Linked DNA regions of Homo sapiens: regions 1, 2, 3 and 5 are each linked to region 4. A link is a contact called in ENCODE Hi-C or POLR2A ChIA-PET data. All regions are on one chromosome and are shown on one strand. Each heading gives the region's core, a stretch centred on a gene start or an enhancer-like site at or near the end of the contact. The rest is flanking DNA. Distances are from core to core; before and after follow the strand shown.

The links. Hi-C counts contacts between places; a loop is a spot of excess contacts on that map. ChIA-PET counts read pairs that join two places held with the same protein, here RNA polymerase II (POLR2A). Pooled maps may share reads with other maps.
Region 1: a loop to region 4 is called in a map of naive thymus-derived CD4-positive, alpha-beta T cell, with 24 times the contacts of the local background. The contact joins the promoter of ACOX3 here to the promoter of WDR1 in region 4. A Hi-C loop is called at or near these places in 1 of 168 maps with a recorded cell type or tissue (naive thymus-derived CD4-positive, alpha-beta T cell), 6 of 37 single-sample maps with no recorded cell type and 14 of 50 pooled maps. POLR2A ChIA-PET finds 5 or more read pairs at or near these places in 1 of 52 experiments (CD4-positive, alpha-beta memory T cell).
Region 2: a map of CD8-positive, alpha-beta T cell shows a loop between it and region 4 (28-fold over the local background). The contact joins the promoter of ABLIM2 here to the promoter of WDR1 in region 4. A Hi-C loop is called at or near these places in 1 of 168 maps with a recorded cell type or tissue (CD8-positive, alpha-beta T cell), 2 of 37 single-sample maps with no recorded cell type and 8 of 50 pooled maps. POLR2A ChIA-PET finds 5 or more read pairs at or near these places in 1 of 52 experiments (activated T-cell).
Region 3: a pooled map shows a loop between it and region 4 (16-fold over the local background). The contact joins the promoter of SH3TC1 here to the promoter of WDR1 in region 4. A Hi-C loop is called at or near these places in 1 of 37 single-sample maps with no recorded cell type and 7 of 50 pooled maps. POLR2A ChIA-PET finds 5 or more read pairs at or near these places in 1 of 52 experiments (activated B cell).
Region 5: a loop to region 4 is called in a pooled map, with 4 times the contacts of the local background. The contact joins the enhancer-like site here to the promoter of WDR1 in region 4. A Hi-C loop is called at or near these places in 1 of 50 pooled maps. POLR2A ChIA-PET finds 5 or more read pairs at or near these places in 4 of 52 experiments (A673, WTC11, activated T-cell and 1 more).

The regions. Positions count from the first base shown.
Region 1 is chr4:8,439,277-8,441,976 of GRCh38, reverse strand. ACOX3 (acyl-CoA oxidase 3, pristanoyl) reads left to right here and starts at 1,254. Exons shown (of 18, transcript NM_003501.3): 1 at 1,254-1,329. It overlaps TRMT44 (tRNA methyltransferase 44 homolog), which reads right to left and starts at 1,200. Exons shown (of 11, transcript NM_152544.3): 1 at 536-1,200. The coding sequence starts at 1,154. RefSeq lists silencers at 787-846, 897-1,106 and enhancers at 575-1,308, 1,127-1,366.
Region 2 is chr4:8,157,485-8,160,184 of GRCh38, reverse strand. It overlaps ABLIM2 (actin binding LIM protein family member 2), which reads left to right and starts at 1,372. Exons shown (of 21, transcript NM_001130083.2): 1 at 1,372-1,505. The coding sequence starts at 1,496. RefSeq lists silencers at 766-825, 1,166-1,655.
Region 3 is chr4:8,198,025-8,200,724 of GRCh38, reverse strand. It overlaps SH3TC1 (SH3 domain and tetratricopeptide repeats 1), which reads right to left and starts at 1,435. Exons shown (of 18, transcript NM_018986.5): 1 at 1,320-1,435. RefSeq lists enhancers at 89-238, 369-418, 549-598, 1,629-1,748, 2,099-2,198 and a silencer at 1,229-1,418.
Region 4 is chr4:10,115,443-10,118,142 of GRCh38, reverse strand. WDR1 (WD repeat domain 1) reads left to right here and starts at 1,344. Exons shown (of 15, transcript NM_017491.5): 1 at 1,344-1,492; 2 at 1,909-2,030. The coding sequence starts at 1,477. It overlaps LOC124900666 (a long non-coding RNA gene), which reads right to left and starts at 1,054. Exons shown (of 2, transcript XR_007058030.1): 1 at 1-1,054. It also overlaps the pseudogene RNA5SP155. RefSeq lists enhancers at 13-112, 1,883-2,032, 1,683-2,487 and silencers at 1,033-1,152, 1,163-1,572, 1,653-1,802.
Region 5 is chr4:11,547,630-11,550,329 of GRCh38, reverse strand. All of the region lies in intron 1 of LOC107986178 (a long non-coding RNA gene), which reads right to left. Among named protein-coding and RNA genes, the nearest start is that of HS3ST1, 120 kb to the right of the region's middle. Within about 2 kb of position 1,354, at least 5 of the 41 ENCODE cell types and tissues checked have a DNase peak (open chromatin) inside an H3K27ac peak, as active enhancers do; they include endothelial cell of umbilical vein, where a contact is called at or near this core.

The DNA of each region.
Region 1 (2,700 bases), core at 5-2,504, 1.7 Mb after region 4:
CTGCTATAGATGACATGTATGATGCACTGTCTCCCTTTCACCCTTTCGCCCCGAACGTCCGCTTCTTAGATCTAAGTGATTGTACTCAATAGTGTGGAGACCAGAGCTCCCAGGCTTTGGCAGCCTCCATTTTGCAATTGGCCCCCTGGCCCCCAATCTTTATGCACTCTTAACCTGTCTCGTCTCATTCCTTCGTCGCCACCGGACTTTGAGTACCCTACGGGTGGTGTTGAGGCTGGTCCCCAACACTTTTACACCTACAGCTTTACCTGCTAAACTCCTAGGTATTACGCAATATCCAGCTAGTCCTTCACTGTCTCTTTGAAGCCTTCCAGACACCACCCCAATCAATTATCCCATCTTCTGTACTAAGGACACACATTTCTATGCGCCCACTCAAAAAACTATGAAACACCTAACAACCTCCCTAGGACATCGCAGAGGAACTAGTACCCTTAGGACTTTTTCATTGACCCGAGGTTCTATGAATGCTTTTTTATCTAATCATATCCGTCCACTATCAAAACACTCTTACCTTGCACGACTATTTCCCTCCTGGGAGTTGTAAGGGGGCAATGTGGGCTAGTTTTCGGGATGACGGTTCTGAGAACCACGTCGAGCTCACGCTGCGCCTCTGGCTGCGATCCCGCCCCGGAGCTGGTGAGGAAGGCCAGCAACTCCGAATTGCCACGGGCGAGACTTTGGGAGAAATCCTCCCAAAGCGAATCCAGATCTGCGGCGGGGAAGTCGCCCTCCCTTCCTTCAGCATGGCCGGGGTGCCCGGAGTCCCTCAGGGGCACTGAGGCGGCTTCCCTCTGTGCCTCCTCTTGCTGGCACTGGCCCTGGGCCTCCTCAAGTTCGCAACATGCCGTGCCCTGCTCGGGTCCTGATAGCGACCTGGGACCCGGGCCCCCTCCGGGGGAACCCTGGCCGGGTCCCGGACCCCGCTCCTTCTGCTCCGAGCCTGCGCTAGTCCCGGGGCCGCGGGCCTCCGCGCAGGGCAGGGCGGCGCTCCAGCGGGCCTCCAGGCGGGCGCCGCAAAGCCGTTTGTTTGCCACCTGCGGCCTCTCCAGCCACACTTCGACCGCAGCCCAGAAGCCCTGTGGGAGAAGCGCGCCTGGGTAGCTGATCCCGGTACGGCCCACCTCAGCCATGGCAGCCAGCAGGTGTACAGCCCTGGCAGCGGCGCGCCGAGATGACGCAGCCCGGTGGCGCGGCGCGTTGACGTCATGGAGGCGGGGTGCTGGGACCGGAAATGAGAATGGCGCCGCTGGAGATCCTTTCCTGCTTTTGGTTTCCCTGGCAGGGGTTGAACTGTGGAGTGTGTGGGTGAGGAATTTGACCTGTGTTTTATTCCCTTTTGAGAGAATTCTGGGCGTGGTATAGTTACAGAATCAAACATCAGCCAGCCAGCGGGTGTGGAACGCATTGTCCTCAGTACTGATTACCGATAAAAGTCAGGGAGCCTAAGTTTGTGAACGTAAAAGATGAGTCCTCTTATGAAAGCTAACTTTTCTCCACTTGGGTTCTGGTTTGCTTTTAGTGCTGGCATTACAGCCAGTGCCTTCCTAAGTCTGAGTGCAGCCATGGCTGTTTCATAAGAATGATGTAACGTTGTCCCATGAGGGATGAAAGTCATCTGTCACCTACTGTAGCAGGACAAGCCACAGACAAAACTCCTCAGACACCGGATTAAAGAAGAAAGAGGTTTATTCGGCCGGGAGCATCGGCAGACTTGCGTCTTAAGAGCTGAGCTCCCCAAAAAAGAAATTCTTGGCCTGTTTAAAGGCTTACGACTTTAAGGGTCCACGTGAAAGGGTCGTGATAAATTGAGCAAGCATGGGAAACGTGACTGGGGGCTACATGAATCAGCTAACAGAACAGAAAGTTTTGCAATGCTTTTTTCATACAATGTCTGGAATTTACAGATAACACAAGTAGTTTAGGTCGGGGGTTGATGTTATTATTATTATTTTTTTTAACTCCTAGGGCCACGTGGTGGTGCCAAGGTTGTCTGGCTATTTATCTGACTTTTGTTTCTTTCTAACTTTTTGCTTTCTCTCTTTTCCTCCTGTCTTATGAACTAGGCAAGGTGGCAGGGAGGAGGGCAGCAGGAGTAGTAGTGGTCTCCTTATCCCTTCCTTTGAGAATTTTCACAAATTAGTGGGAGTTCTCGCTTTTATTTTTACTTTGAGTCTCTTTGGGAGACAGAGTGATAGTGTTTTATGTAATACACTTGCAGTGAGGGTTTTAAATTCTCTTATAGCTGGAAACTATCTTTTAAATAAAGACCTAGGATCAAACCTGTGTTAAACCAGTACAGGCACATGTGCCAACTTTGTCATGTCCTAAGCAGGTTAGTTTTTTTACTGGGTCTTAAAAGCTTTTTTCCTAGCAAGCAACACAGTATTTCTTAATAATAGGAGTTTTTAAGAGCCAAATGCTTGAACTTGGCATCTGCTTGGGGAAAGAGTTAAAGTAATCTTGAGGCATTAAATCTTTTGCTTCTCAAGGCCATTGGTCTCTCATGTTAGCCTTTTTATAAACATAACATGAAGAAACGTCTAGGCTGCTGGCAATGTTTTCAGCCAGCTGAGCAAATAGGTTGTTTGTTTGTTTTGCTAAAGGAGGAGGCTCTTGTAACTTCTGGTTTATGTGTTTAAAGAATGACTTAAAGACTCGGAATTGTTGCTGGGCTGG
Region 2 (2,700 bases), core at 123-2,622, 2.0 Mb after region 4:
TATTTGCAGACTGCCTGCTCTGTGCCAGGCCCTATGTTAGCCACAGAGAATAATAATAGCAAAGCAAAGACATTTATTGATCTCAACTCACACTGGGTCATGGCACACATTAGTTCACTGATCCTTAGATCTGGCGCCCCCTCAATTACATGGCACAAGATCCCAGTGGACTGGCATGGGAACCCTGCGGCTGCGGGCAGAATCACCTAGCTGGGCCTCCTGGATTTCTAGGGTGTGTGGGGCTTGGCTGGTTCCCCAGGACTTCAGCTCCCCCACTGAGCCACTGTACTCCTGGCCTCCCATCCTGGCCCCTCTTGGGGGAGATGGCTGCTGCTGAGGGAGGGGGAGGAGTACCTGCTCCTGCCTCAGTGTTCCATTCAGTCTACATTTTCTGTGCCCAATCTTCTTCCACTTGTTGAAAGCATCTCCAAACAGCCCTGGCCCAAGCCAAAAGTCCTTGGCCTCTCTCTCCATGCCAGGTTCCCGCGATTCTGCATCCTAAATGCTCCTCCAGCCCAGGCCCTCCGCGCCTGGTGGGCATCCTTGTGTTTGCCGGCTCCTCCCGACCTCTCTGCAGCTCGCCTTTTGTCGCACCAGGCACACAGTGGGGACCCCTGCTCCTCCCCGTTCCCTGACTCCCTCTCCTGCACCCGCGTCCAGGCCCTGTGCTGGGCGCCTGATGTCACAGGGTAGCCGGTCACCGTGGAGGCTGGGGCCGGGGACTGCGCCGAAGTGAGCCGCGCCACCTCTCCCGGTGCACCCCCCAGCTGGGCGCCAGCCGGCGAGGAGCGACGGGAGCCTGGGGTGGGTGGCGAGGCGCGGACAGCCCAAGCCCGGAGGCAGGAAACCTGCGCACGAATCCCCACCAGTGCAAGCCTCGCCGACGGATGCGGGCTAATCCTGCCCGAGCACCGCCCCCGCCTCAGTTTCCCTCTCTGTAAACTGGTAAAGAAGAGTTGGCCCAGAAGGTCTTCAGGCGCCTTGTAGCTCGACTACTCAAGAAGAGCTGCACCAAGCTCGCTTTTCCCTGCGCCGCTCTCCTAGCGACTCCCGGATTCCGTGAGCGGCAGTCCCCACGTCGCCCCTCAGGCCGTGGCGACAGCTCTGCAGAGATCTAAGAACGATTGCGAAAGGCCTCAGCCGCCGTCGCCCGTCTGCGCCTGCGCTGGCCGCGAAGCGTGCTGGGACTTGTAGTCCGATCGCCCCGCAGCTGGGGAGCCAGGCGGAGCGGTGGCGTCGAGGTGCCTACACTTCCCAGGGTGCTCCCGGGCGGCAGCGGGGGCGCGGGGCGGGGCCGCCAGGAGGGGCGTGAGAGTGGGCGTGGCACGGGCGTGGCCTGCGCGCCGTGGGGCTGCGGCGGCGCTGCCTGGCGTGTGCGCAAGGAGCGGGCGCGGAGCCGGCGGGCGGGCGGAGGATAGCGCGGGCGCGGCACCTGCGGGCCCGAGGGTCTGGCTGTCGCAGCGCCGGGCCGCCCCGACTCCGAGCGGCTGCTGAGATGAGTGCAGGTGGGTGCTGGGGACCGAGGGACCAACGGGTCCCCGCGCTGGCTCGCGGCGCCGCAAGGGCTGGGTGGCATTCGGAGGCTGCACCTGCAACGCCGGGGAAAATCACCCAGCGGCTCCACCCAACTTTTGCTCCAGGATTTTGCAGCCCCGAGGGGCCAGAGCGCAGCCCTCTGCCCTGCGCCCGGAGCGCGTAGCTCAGTGGCGCGGGCCGGGGATCCTTTCCCAGCGCGCCGGCCGGCGTGGCTGCGCCAGGATGTCTGGAAGGCGCCCCTTCTTTGCTTCTCACGGGGGTCCGGGTTGTTCCAGGCTGCAGAAAGCGGTCAGGGTCCGCGCGGGGGCCTGGGGTCCGGGCGAAGGGCCGGGGCCCCAGCAGACCTAGGCACGCAGAGGTGAGATGATAGGCGGGGCTTTGCAGCTGGGGGCGCCGCCCTTGCGCCGCTCTGGCAGCGCCTGGGTTGGGGGCGTCAGGCCGACCCTCGGCGCCCAGGACTCTCCGCAGCAGATCTGGGGACCCGGAGCCCGCATGTGTCAGACCCGGCCCCGACCCGATCTCTGCGCGTCTCCAGCCCCTCGCCCCTGCGCGTCGCACCCCTGCCTTTCCCGCCGCACCCACCCTCCGGGATCTGACAGCCTCTGTGCGGGGCTGGAAAAATCCCACAGCGCTGGAGCCCAGCCGCGCCTTGTGCTGTTGGGGAAACTGAGACCTAGAACTGGAGCCCTTGGCGGTGAGCCCTGGAGGCGGCCTGAGGATGCCCGGATCTGAGAGCCTCCTGGGGCCCGCACCGGGCTGAGGGCTTGTCGTTGCATTCCCGGCAGGGAAGGGCTGTCACCCCATTTTTCAGGGTGTGACCCGAGGCGCACCAGGCTTGAGTCACTTGCTTGGCTCAGGAAGGGGGGGCGGGGATTCGAACCCCGGGCTCACTGACTCTTGTGCTCTTTCCTCTAAGCCTGTCGCGCCAGGGACTGCAGTATGGCCCTTGGCCATGGTGCAGAAACCAATGGGGACAGCCGCTTCCCCTGAGGGAGATCGGACTGGGGAGAGAATGTGAATTTAGTAAGAGCTTCCTGTGGGCTGTAGGCCTAGAAGGGGGCGGGGGCTAAGGGCCAGGGACTCCCCTCCCTGGGGAGATTGTCTCCCTCCCCCTCCAATCCAAGGAAGGAGGGACGGCGTTGCCGGGAGCCTTTGGGAGTAGCT
Region 3 (2,700 bases), core at 186-2,685, 1.9 Mb after region 4:
CGACCTCCAGAGCCGCGAGAGAACACGACCGAGAGGGCTGTGTCCTGCGCTCTGGCAGCAGGGGAAACCGGCGCACCCGTGCGCTGCTGGGCCCTGCCTTGCTCTTCTGTGTTGTGCGGCCATCGTCACCCGTGTTGCTGGAAGAGTGAGTGACGTCTCCATGCAAAAAACGCTGGCCCAGCGCCCCACACGGGACACAGTTGTCATCACTGTCAACAACAGTGTTGACAGTCACATAATTATGGCCATCCAGGGTGCTCACAGCATCCTCGGCTCACCTGGAGGAGGGAGGCACAGCTGTGCCCCTTTCACGGATGAGCCATCAGCTGCGGTGACTCTGCCTGCCCAAGGTCACACAGCCAAGCAGCACAGGTGGGGTTGAACCCAGGTGGTCAGAGCCCAGCCCCCACATACCCATCCTAAACCCAGACCTGACTCGGGCCCAGCCTTGCCTCCAGCCACAAGCTCAGCCGCAGCCCCGCTGCCTGGCGCTGGGAGGCCACACCCTGAGTGGCCGGCCCACATGCAGGCTGCCCCTGGCCCTGGCACTGGCCGACACCGCTAACACCCCCCAGCGTCACTTTGCTATTCATCTCATCTGAGCCTCGTCAACGGCAAAAGGTTGGAAACTCCCGCTTCACAGACAGGGCAGGGCTCCCAGGGCTCCTGGGGATCACGCACAGGCCCAGAGGGGGTCTCAGTGGTGTACACACACAGGAGCACACGCCCCGGCACACCTGCAGTTGAAGGCTGGGCCCAGACCCTCCCTGGAATTTTCAGGCTGAAGCCCCTGGTCCAGTTGCTGGTCCATTTGGTTGTTGGAAAAGAGGCCCAGGTGGCGGCATCAGAGTGGCCAGTTATAGCCACTGCGGTGCCGGGTGAGGCTGAGGCGCTGGGCTCGCCCTGGTAGGTCTGGTAGTGTGGCCCAAGCTAACCGGGCGCTGGGGTCACACCTGAGATCCGCTGGACTTGGAATCCAGCGACAGGCTGGCTCTGCTCCCAGACCCCCAGGGCCGCTCATGCCAAGGGCCAGCACGGGGTCAGGCCAGGTCCCAGAAGCAAGGGTGCTTGGTCAAAGCTGAAATCATTGCCCTCAATCACTGCGGATTGGCACTGCCAGCACCTGTGAGCTCTGAGTGGGGTCTGCTGAGGGTGCCGACGACCTCCCCGAGGCCCCCAGCTCGCAGTTTCGCTCCACCCCCATCCCAAACAGGTCAGAAAAGTCCTCAAGAAAGTGTAAAGATCCAACCATGGCAAGACTGGCAGACAGCAGCCTGCTCGGCCAGTCCACGCCCCGCCTGCCCCGGAGCCCCCCATACCTGCGGCGTGTTCCTCAGAGGCAGCTCCCAGGCCCACAGGGCCGTAGCACGCAGGAACCAGGTGGCCGCTCCTGGCCCAGCGCTGGCTGGCCCCACGGGGCTGTCTCCAGCTGGACGGAGCAGGCAGGGGCCGCCCACAGCCAGGCTGACTGCACAGCGGCCTCCGCCCCCTGCTTCCTGCCCTACTTCCTCCCTGCGCCTGAGGGCCGGTGACGGAGAGGCAGGCCCAGGGCGGCTGCACAGACACCGCAGCCGGTTGATCATTAGCTCTTTCCTGGACGAGGTCCAGGCCCTGTCCTGCCTGCCCGCTGCCCAGCCCCCAGGCTCTGTAGTAGAGGCTAGGGGCACCCAGTCCCCCGCCAGGCTGGGATTGGGGAAGTCCACCAGCCACCGGCTGCCTCAGCCCTGCCAGCCTCAGCTCTGATCTCTGTTCCTCTTCCATTTACTGCACACACACACACACGCATGCCTGCACACATACATGCATGCACACACACACGCATGTGCATGCAGACACACATACATATGCATGGGCACACAGAGACTCACAAGCACAAGTGTGTGCACACATGGACAGGCACACGTATGCACACAAACGCTCACGTGCAATTTCTTCCGTCTCTGCCCGGGTGCCCTCCGGGCCACTGGCTCCATCAATGGGAACATTTAGGGGAAGAGATGGGCTCCCCTCCTCCTCACCGCAAGCTCTCCTTGCTAGCCTGGCCTGTCCCAACGGGTCTACCTCTTTACCCTCCCACCGTCTCCAGGCCTGAGCCAGGTTTGAGAGCAGAAACCTTCCCAGCCAGGCAGACCCAAGGCCAAAGCACGTAATCTCGCCCCTGCCTGCTGAGGAAGCCTGGCCTGGGCTCACGTCAGCTGGGACAAGAGGCAGAACTGAACTCAAATTGCCCTGTTGGTCCCGCCTGTCTGCCTGCTCTGATGCCCTTGCCAACACAGGAGTGTGAGCACCCACGTGGTGGGTGTGGGCTGCGGGCTCCGGCCCAGCTCTAGGAAGTGGGAATGGGAGGGATCCCTCCAGCCTGTGCTGTGATAGGTCGGAGCTTTACACACACCTGGTTTGAGAAAACCAAGAATAATCCCTAAGTCAAATAGTTATGTATCCATCTCACAGACAGGAAAACTAAGGCTCAGGGAGGTAATGTGACATGCCCAAGGCCAGTGACCAACAAGAAGATAAGACTGGAACCAGGTCTGACTGGTTCTGAAGGCTTTAGGGCTGGGCTTTTCAACCAAGGCACTACCGACATTTGGGGCCGCATCCTTCTTTGTTGCAGGGCGGGGGGCTGTCCTGTGCACTGGAGGGTTTTAGCTGGTCCCTGGCCTCCACCCACTGGATGCCAGTAGCCCCCTCCTCTAATCA
Region 4 (2,700 bases), core at 95-2,594:
ATTTAGCTACCCCCCACCCACGTACTTTGCTTTCTCCCACTTTTACAACCCTCCCACCCCCAGAGCCCCGAGGGAAAGCTTGTACCCATTCTACTGAAAGATGAGACTAGAAACTTGTACACTTCACAGCGCCTGCTCTCCAGCTGAGCCACTACCCGGGTTTTACAAGTGGGGCTTGTTTTGCTTTCTTAGGAAATAACCTTTAACTTCCTTAAAAGCAGCAGCGCCCCCACCCCCACTTTTGCCTTTCAAAAGCTAAACTTTTGAGAAAAAGCACGAGTTCAGGCCTAACAAAGAGTAACCCTTACGTTCTTGTTGCCAGTAACTACTTCAAGAAAAAGCACTTAACCGTGCTTAGAGAAAGACGCCAACAGCATTCCTCTTCCACTTACAACAACATTCAGCTACCCGCCCGCACCCCGCCAAATACTTTGCTTTCTCCCACTTTTACAACCCTCCCAGCCCCCAGAGCCCCAAGGGGAAAGCTTGTACCCATCCTACTGAAAGATGAGACTAGAAACTTGGACACTTTACAGCCCCTGCTCTCCCGCCACAACTGAGCCACTACCCTGGTTTTAGGAGTGAGACTTGTTTTGTTTAGGAAATAACCTTTAACTTCCTTAAGACCGACAGCTCCCCCATCCCCCACGCCTTTTTTGCCTTTCAAAAGCTCAACTTTTGAGAGAAAAAGCACGAGTTCAGGCCCAACAAAGAGTAACCCCTACGTTCTTGTTGCCAGCAACTACTTCAAGCAAGGGCACTTAACCGTACTTTAAGAAGACGTAAAAAGCATCCCTCTCCTGCTTACAAAACCCGAGCAGGAGGACTGGCGGCTGGGCAACGCCCGGGACCGGTCAAAAAGGAGAGGCCGGGGAGCGCCCGCCACGCAACGCGGTCACAGGTACAGAGAGGTTTTTCCAGACCCCCACCAAAGCCCGCCAGTACTTTCAGCGTCTTTAAGACCCCCCCGCAAATAAACTTCCTACAGCCCAGCTTCTCCTACAAGCTAGCAACAGAAAGGCACCCACCCCCCGACTCCCAGAAGCATTCTGACGCGGCTGCTTGTCTGCGCCGCCTTTTCAAGGGCCCGCGGGGCGTGCTATACGTCACTTCCGGGGCGGGGCGAGCAAGGCGGAGGCGGGGCCGGGGCCGGCGGGGGAGGGGAGCGCCAGGTCCGCGCAGGCTCGCCGGGACCGCAGCCGCCGAGCCGAGCGCTTGACTATATATGGTCAAAGCTGGGGGCGAGCCGCGCGCGGGACCGCGCTTCCGGGTTCGGGGCGTCCGCAACCACAGCGCGCAGGGCAGGCGCGAGCTGGCCTCTGAGCCCCGGCCTCGGACCGCCCACTCCACTCCCGGCACGCCCGGTGCCGCCTTCCGGCTCCAGTCCCCGGGCTCGGCCTCGGCGAGGTGTAATTCGCAGCGCGGGCCGGCCCCGGAGGCTCTCGGCGAGCGCGGCGCGGTAACAAGTGGGCGAGGATGCCGTACGAGATCAGTAAGTGCCGCGGCGCGGGGCCCCCGAGCGGCCGCCGCGCTGCCCCGGCCCCGGTCCCCGGCCCCTAGGCGCCGTGCGGGTGGCGGGGGAGTCCTCGGCGCGGGGGAGGGGTGCGGGCGCCGGCCGGAGGCGTGGCGGGGCCGCCCTCGGTGGTGCAGGGCGGGACCCCCGACGGGGGGTGCGCCCCCAAGTTGGCGCCGTGGGCCGAGCCGGAGGAGCCCCGCTGCCCCCAAGGGCCTGGCCCGGGGCGCGGACCAGGAAGTCGCGCGGTTCCTGGCGCTCGTGGAAAGTGGAGGCCGCCCTCCCGGCGCAGTCAACAGGTGACCGGCCGAGACCGGTCCGGGGCTCCTTCTCCCTTCTGTCCCCGCCGTCCCCGCCCTGCCCTGACATGCCCCGCCGCATTTGTGTCTCCGCAGAGAAGGTGTTCGCCAGCCTCCCGCAGGTGGAGAGGGGCGTCTCCAAGATCATCGGCGGCGACCCTAAGGGCAACAATTTTCTGTACACCAATGGAAAGTGCGTCATCCTAAGGAACATCGACGTGAGTACCCCCTACCCCGGGCGCGGTTCTGCTCCGGAGCCACCTTGGGATGGGATAATTCGCCTTCCTCTCCACTTCTCACCTCCTGCCCATTGGCCCGGGGAGGGTGAGGGCGCCACGCCCCCTCTACCGGGAGCCACACCTCGGAGCCCCGGAAGCCGGCCTCAGATTCACCCAGGTCCTTGTCTGCTCCTTCTTGATGAGGAAACTGAGTCTTAGTTCGTTTCTGTCTACGGTCATAGCACCCTGAAAGCGCCGGATCGCCTCTGATCTTGGAAGCTAAGCACGGTCAGGCCTGGTTAGTACGTGGATGGGAGATTAGATTAGTTCATTCCTTAAAAGCAAGGGCTCCGGATTTGAGGGATCAGACTGACCCGGTCGGCCGCTGCGTGACCTTGAGAAGATTGGCGATTTGGGCATCTCTGAGCCCCAGTTTTCTCGTCTGTAAAACAGATGATGAGATGATGACCACTCTCGCTTCGCCTGCTGGCTGGGCAGATGGAATGAATGAGCTGCTGGCGTCCCTCAAGCCCAGCGGTGCCTGGTGCACTTTGAGCCCTTGCTGAATGGAATGGCACTCAGCTAACTCGCTGTTAATACCCTGGTCTTCCAGTATGGCAGAGCCCGGAAAAACACCCGGGCCTCTGGGCCAGCCAGATCTGCCACCATG
Region 5 (2,700 bases), core at 105-2,604, 1.4 Mb before region 4:
TTCTGTGGCATCTATTATTCCAGAATTGGCAAATCAATAGAGACAGAAAATAGATTAGTGGTTACCTAAGGATGAGTGGGAGGAGAAAGTGGGAGATGATTGTTAATGGATATGAGATTTATTTTACAGGGGAAAAGTGTCTTATAATTTATACAGATGTTCCTCGACTTATGATCGAGTTACATTGCAATAAATCCATCATAAGTCAAAAGCACATTTAATACCCTGACAAACCCATCATAAAGTTGAAAAATGATCAGTGGAACAATCCTAAGTTGAGGACTGTCTGTATTGTGGTAATTGTTGTGTAGCCCTGTACATATTCTAAAATATGTTGAATAATACACTTTAAATAAGTTAATTGTATCCTATGCAAATTATATTTCAGTAAAACTGTTAATAAGAAGTTGTAGTTAGTGACTACCATGGATCATAGATCATAATGAAAAATGGCAGATAAGCAGTCCACTCTCACAACAACAGTAGATTAGGACAGTTTAGTCATTTGTATACTTTATAATAAACCAAATACAAGTTCAGCAGACTTCTAACATCTTGCACACTCTTTCATCCCCAAGCTGGATTTACTACAAATGTCACTCTCCTCATGGGGTATTTAGAGTCTTGTCATTGCAGAGGTATTTGTTTCTTCCCATTTTGCCTCAGAACTATCCTTTACAAACACAAAGCATGACACCATATGTAGAGCTGTTCACATTCCCTACTAGGTGGGAATCAATCATGCCATATGTAGTTTTGTTTCACTTGTATCCACCAATAACAGCAGCTTCTCAGCAAATGCTTGTGAAAAGAACAGGTAAATAAAGTCCTCCATCAGTGGTTGAAAATTTGTGTCCAATCAGCTACCATTAGACAGAAAACATACTTTGTTTCATGTACACAGATGTTGACTAAAGTAAACTGGTTGCCAACATTTAAATATTGGGCATTTCCACATAAAAACCCACATTTCTAGGCTCTTGAAAATTTGAAGAAAATTTGACTTCTGGTCCCACATGAGAGCAGTCAACTGAATAATTACTGTATCCTAATTTGCCACGAACTCCACCATTCTTGTCTATACATTCATGCATTTTCATTTACTTATAACATTTACATTTGCTTCCTGGTCTATGCACACATTTGATATTATGTGATTTCTGTGTTAACCTGTAACACATTATATAGCTTTCAATGAAAAAATAATTTTATTTTTGTTCTCTTGAAATTGCCTTAGAACTAAGACTGCCATTAGAATGGCCCCAGAGCTTCCAGAGGACATGTAAGTGAAACAAGTGGATGAGTCATCAGAACCTCTGTGCCTGTCATTCACTCCAGTATCGGTGTTTCAAGGTGCACCTTCCAGCAAGAACCTTCTGAGTCACTGCTTAGAAAGTCTGTGGTTACCAAATTATTTAGTAAATAATTTATGTTATTTTTCTCACATTAGTAAAATTACCATAATTTTGTTTTCCCTTTCTGTTTATTAATATCTCTGGGTTCTGCTTGGAAGTCCAGAAAACTTTTTCAGGAAGCAGGCTGCCTCTGAGGCCATTCTCCTTCCTGTCATGTTCAGAAATTCCTGTTCTTCAAGTGGACTCATTTCCTTTCTGCCATTGCAGCTGTTACTCAACCACCTTGGATGCAGAAAGATAAGAAGGGTGACCCCACCTTCTTGTCACCACTTAAGGGTTCAAGTACTATGTGTACACCAATGGCTTCAAACTGTGCATTTTTATCTCAACCTCTCCCCCCAGCATCCAAGGCACACATCCAGTGTCTACGTTTAATCTTAATTTTGATATCCCATGGGCATCTCAAATTTGAGGTTTTGACACCATTACCCACTCCACACGCATAGTCCTCCTACTGTAGCCTTTCCAAACTCAGACTGGCAACTCCATTCCAGCCTAAGCAACTTCCAGCTGCCTTAGAGGCACAAAACTCTGCAGTCTCCTATGACTCCTCTCTTGCTCTCACTCCTGACATCTTGCTCACAAGCAAATTCTATTGGCTCCTTCAAAATGTATCTGAATCTCCCACCTCCACTCCCAACTCCTGGTCCATGCCAGCCTCTTCTCTTAACACTGCAAGAGGCTCCACACTGTCTTTCTGCTTCTGGTCTGCTCCCACATCCCTTTCAGTGTATTCTCAAAACACCCATCTGAGTAATTCTCATGAAATATGTCCCATCTCACTCCTCATGTGCTAGCTTCTCCATTTACCCCAGACTGCAAGCCAACAACCTTGCAGCGGCCTCAAGGCCAGAGATGATCCAGACATACATCCTCTCTCCAGACTTTTCCCTGTTCTATTCCCCGCCTTCCACTCTGCTGAGTGGAGTTCCTGATAACTATGCAATGTTCTTTTCTCAGATGTCTGCATGACTAGTTCTATGTCTCTTTATTCAAATTTTACTTTCTCTATTAGGGTTCCATAGCCACCTCTTCAAAATTATTCCCCCAGTACTTCTGATTCTCCTTACCTAATTTATTTATCAGCTTGGCATTTATCACCATCTTTATATTTTGTACTATATATTATATACATACTATATATACACACATACATATTTGTATACTTATATAATTTTACATAAATTTATAAAACTATATAGAAACATTTACATTTTTACTTATAAACAAATTACATATAAAAGCATATATTTTATGTATTTTACTTGTTCATATATTTTATCAG